Regions from separate parts of the Mus musculus genome. Here region 2 is linked to region 1. Evidence: chromatin loops called from intact Hi-C (ENCODE). Cell type or tissue: gastrocnemius. All regions are shown on one strand. Region 1 has its middle 18 kb from the start of Esyt3. Region 2 overlaps Pik3cb (phosphatidylinositol-4,5-bisphosphate 3-kinase catalytic subunit beta).

Region 1 (2,500 bases):
GGGCAGAGCTTAGACAAAATGCTAACAGTGGTGGTACACACTTTTTCGAGGCAGGGTTTCTCTGTGTAGCCCTGGCTATCCTAGAACTAGGTCTACAGACCAGGCTAGCCTCAAATTCACAGCGATCCACCTGCCTCTGCCTCCTGAGTGCTGGGATTAAAGGCACGCTCCACCATTGCCTGGGGGTGGTGCACACTTTTAATCCTAGTACTGGGGAAGCAGAGGTAGGTGGATCTCTGTGAGTACTAGACCAGGCTGGTCTTTGCAGTAAGTTCCAGGCAAGCCGGGGCTATACATAAGATCCTGTCTCAAAAAGTAAAATAAACAAAATAAAATAAGCCCAGTAAAATCTAGGTTTCAGCCTAAAATCTTCTACCCCCAAAATTCTATTCTCTCCTAGGAAATAGAAATGAGAGGTTGGTAAAGATGATCTTTGCATCTGTAAGCCAAAGTGTGTCAAGGTCCTAGGTGAATCACAGTTAGGGTATGGTTAAATAACAAAATACTACATCAGCATAACAAAGGCTGGTGCTGCCAGTGTGCCTATAGCCTTAAAAAAATCTTCATTTCCTGAAACCTCCCAGCTCTGGAGGTTACAACCTCTTTTGAAAGACCTGGGCACCCCTAGATGTCACAGGCCTGTTGGCGAAGATAGACTGGGGACTCTGACTCCATCACTTGCTAACCCCCTAGGTAGTATATGCTCACTACTATCTCTCTGTACTGATGACTTTATGGGCCAGGGGTCTTTTCCTCTGATGCTGGAATCATATGACTACTCACCGCTAGGGCTAATGTGGGGATCAAACGGCCTAATGCGTTCTAAGACCCTAGCAAAGTATCCTGACCACGTGCCGACGAAGCTTCTCCGCATGCAGTATTTGTTATTTCTACGATCACGATCATTATTAGTATCTCTACTTGACAGTCTTTCTGGCCGCTTAAGGAAGCCTGGCAAGCTGGGACAGTGCCTGTACTGACCACCAGAGGGCGCCATTGTAGAGCGAAAAAAAAACCCAAAATCCAAAAAACAAACAAACAAACCATGCCCTTTCTCCTTTCTGTGGGATTTCCTAACCTTCTAAACTTCAGGTACCAGAGAAATATACATTTTGAGTTCAAGTCCACCGTTTTCATGTGTCAAATGTTTGTCAAAACTCCAGACCAAATTCTCATCTAGACAACTGCTCGATCAGCCTTCTGGAGCTAAACTTAGCCACCCCAGGGTAGCCTGGCACTTCTGGACACTTTGTGCCTAATCAGCTTCAGTCCCTCACAGTTGACTTCATGTGCCTTCTGGAGACTTTTCATACAGTTCTACATTCTACATATGGAGAGAGCGTCTTCCTTGAATCCAGCCAGCTTCTTCAGTTAGAAAATCATCCACGGCCCGGTAGTGGTGGCGCACACCTAGCACTTGAGAGGCAGAGGCAGGCGGATTTCTCAGTTCGAGGCCAGCCTGGTCTACAGAGTGAGTTCCAGGACAGCCAAGAGTACACAGAGAAACCCTGTCTCGAAAAACCAAAATATATATATATATATATATATGTGTGTGTGTGTGTGTGTGTGTGTGTGTGTGTGTGAAAAACCCAATATATATATATATGTGTGTGTGTGTGTGTGTGTGTGTGTGTATAAAAGAAAGAAAGAAAGAAAGGAAGGAAGGAAGAAAGAAAATCATCCACAGCTCCAATTTCCCCTGACCTCCCGCTTTCCTGCACACTCTAAATCCACTATCCAAGAGTGTTTGGTGAGGGCCACTTCTGTGGATGGAGCTTCAGAGACAGCTTCCTAAGTCCATGTCTGGGTCAGTAGCCTTCGAAGTGTAGTCCTGGTACAAAGGGCACATTCTTGGGGACTTGTAAAACATGGACATTCTCCAGGCCCACTGCGTCTCAGTCTCTGGGGCGAGGCTGGAAGGCTAGGTGGGGAGAACTCGTGGGGTAGCATGGGGTCGTTGAGGATGTCCTGGCTTGCATACCTCCCCACTTTGGGAGCGGCAGGATCCCTCCCACAGACAGGTGAAGCTGCTCTTGTATTGCTTCAACCGTCCAACTTATATTCCAACCCCCCCTCCCATGTTGGTATGGAACACTGTTGTGGCTTTAGCCTTCATCCTTGATGAAAAGATGTCATGTTTTGTTATCGTTGCTTAGCGAAGAGCCCTGACTTATGACAGCCCACTATCAGATAATGTGATTCTGCTGTGATACTGTCTCCTTCAAGGCTGGTAGATGTTGCCCTGGGACCCAGAAGGGAGGGGAGAGAAGGCAGGCAGTATTTTCTTTGCCCTGTGAAGCCAGCCCTGTATAACAGCAAGCGAAAGGAGAAGGTGATGCTCTGGGAAGGAGAGGCGCAGACCTACTTCCTAGGAAGCTCACCATCAAATCTCCAGGTAGGCTCCTGCGGGAAGTGTGAAGGGTTCCACTCCCCACGCTCATCCCCAAGAAAGGTTTTACAGTGCTCAGAATTGTCCGTCAAATGCAGGCAGCACACGTAC
Region 2 (2,500 bases), 310 kb after region 1:
TTCATTTGTTAATTTTGTTTCCATTTATAAAAGCTTGAGTGCCAAGCATGTGCAGTCTCTTGTAATCTAAGTGCAAACATAGTTATTAACTGGAAATTTTACAAATATCAGGATAAAAATGTAAATTTTTATTTTTTCCAACAGATCATTGAGAAGGCAGCTGAGCTTGCCAGCGGAGACAGTGCTAATGTGTCAGTAAGTACCAAGCTCCATCTGGTTCTCACTGCAGAGCTCTGTGATAGGAGGGGCCTTCACCTCATCTGTTGTAAGGAATGTGTGAGAGATGTAACGGGGAAGCAGTCTGTGAGTGTGGATAAGTGTGCGCATCCCAGTGCTGCCTAAATGTGGCTCTGTTGGTGGCTTGTATGACTTGAATGGGAAGCCCGTTTCTGCATAAATTCAGGGATGGCCCACGGTAGTTGCTAGTGCACACCACAGAATTCCAATGCTATCTTAGTGTCAGCTAGCTAAGGAGGCTGTGTTCTTTCAAGTAGCAAAGAGGAAGAGGGAGGGCAGAAGGAGGGGATGGATGGTTGGTCCTTTTGGACTTGGAGAACAAGAAGACACGAGGTAGGCTGGAGGCTGTTAGAGTGGCGGATCTGCCACTGATGATTTCCAACTTAGAAGAGTTGGTGAAATTAGGATTCTAGGTTCTGTGCCCAGCGATTGTGCTATCTGTTGATTCTAAACTAAGGTTGCTGGTGTTTTCCTTCTTGTGACAATACAGCTGAGCATGAGGAAAAGGTAACTGGCTTTCGAGAGTACGCCTCAGCTAACTGCTAAGTGGGATTGACAGCAGCCAGCCTCGGGAAGGAGAGAGCGAATTCAAAGCTCTAGAAAGACAGAGCCAGCTTCGGCAGGACGGGCTTTGGCAAAAGGCAGACATGTAGTCTCATGTACTGAGCTGGGAACAGACTGAGACCTCTGCCAGCGATAGTGTGTGTTGTTTTTTGATATTATATGCTACACATCTTCATATTCCTTATATGTTTGGGCTATCTTGGGGTAGGGAACTGAGGGTTGGTAGAAATCAGGAGATGGTGAGTTGGCTCAGGAGCGATAGTGTGTGTTGGTTTTGATATTATATGCTACGCATCTTCATATTCGTTATATGTTTGGGCTATCTTGGGGTAGGGAGCTGAGGGTTGGTAGAAATCAGGAGATGGTGAGTTGGCTCAGGAGATAAAAGTGCTTGCCACCTGGCATGACTTTAATCCCAGCACTTGGGAGGCAGAGGCTCACTAGCCTGATCTACAGAGCAAGTTAAAGAAAAAATTTAACTCAAACAATAACTTTATAAGCTATTTAAATGGTACAATATATTTAACCTAAAAGCAATAGTGCCATCTAGTGTTTGCACTTGGATTTTATACATAACTCATAACCTATTAACACAGAACAATGCAGACTTCTTAAAAGGAGCCACGTTAGTGAACCTAGTACAGAATTTCAGTTGGTAAAGCTCACAATTATAAAGTCATTGTATATAAATTTGCTGAACGGTTGCACAGTTAAATTCCATAATGGCCATTTTACTTTCTTAAAGAGTCGTGGTGGAAAAAAATTTCTTGCTGTGCTGAAAGAAATCTTGGACAGGGACCCCCTGTCTCAGCTGTGTGAGAACGAAATGGACCTTATTTGGACTCTACGGCAAGACTGCCGAGAAAATTTCCCTCAGTCACTGCCAAAACTACTCTTGTCAATCAAGTGGAATAAACTTGAAGATGTTGCTCAGGTGACAGAAAATTCCTTGTCCCTCCCTCTCCCATCTCTTCCTTCTCTCCCTCCACTTTCTTTCCCCCAAATAACAAGTGTGTGTGTGTGTGTGTGTGTGTGTGTGTGTGTGTGTGACTCTGATTTTGTGTAAAATGTCTTTCCGCAGAAGTATTTCCATTTGTTGGATGTTTTGTTTTGTTACTATGTAACCTTAGCCTCTCTCAAATGTCCAGTCCTCCTGTCTCAGCCTTTAAGGGCTCCACATCTCACAGAGCCATGGCAGAGTTCCTCTTCTGAAGACCTGGGTGTGGCCACAGCTATGTCTTCACATGCAGCTCCAGCTCTTGCCCAGGGAGTCTTGTCGTCTAATGTCCTGTAGCATTTATAACAGGATTTATTAGCCATAAACAGAATGTAGGCACTGTTCAGTTCTCGTGGACCACTCACTTTTATTTCTGATCTGAGGAGCTCGAGCTGTTCTGGCTAATAAAAAGTCTGTAAAGTAATAGATTTCTTTAAACATTCATCTAAAGGCAGATGGGCTTGGTGGTGTGTGTACCTTAAATCTCAGCACTCAGAGGCAGAGACAGGCTGATCTCTGAGTTCTAGACTAACCTAGTGTACAGACAGAGTTCCAGGACAGCCACAGCTACACAGAGAAACTCTGCCTCAGACAAACACATACATACATACTATACATACGTACATACATACATACATACATACATACATACTTTGTAGTTTTAAAATGAGTTATTGACTTTCTTAGTATATATGTCTTTAC

What was found. Hi-C counts contacts between places; a loop is a spot of excess contacts. Peaks named below come from ENCODE experiments on the same cell type or tissue, not always from the same donor. Only the 100,000 strongest peaks of a DNase experiment are listed, where the experiment ranks them.
Region 2: a loop joins it to region 1, with 11 times the contacts of the local background. A loop is called at or near these places in 29 of 42 quality-filtered maps.

Annotation. Positions count from the first base shown.
Region 1 is chr9:99,375,249-99,377,748 of GRCm38, reverse strand. No RefSeq gene overlaps it. Among named protein-coding and RNA genes, the nearest start is that of Esyt3, 18 kb to the right of the region's middle. In gastrocnemius, no CTCF peak of the experiment used is centred here; a DNase peak (open chromatin) is centred at 961; H3K4me3 peaks cover 468 bases; H3K27ac peaks cover 355 bases.
Region 2 is chr9:99,063,255-99,065,754 of GRCm38, reverse strand. It overlaps Pik3cb (phosphatidylinositol-4,5-bisphosphate 3-kinase catalytic subunit beta), which reads left to right. Exons shown (of 24, transcript NM_029094.3): 12 at 145-195; 13 at 1,547-1,735. Among named protein-coding and RNA genes, the nearest start is that of Gm1123, 29 kb to the right of the region's middle. In gastrocnemius, a CTCF peak has its summit at 1,341 (motif pointing left); no DNase peak of the experiment used is centred here.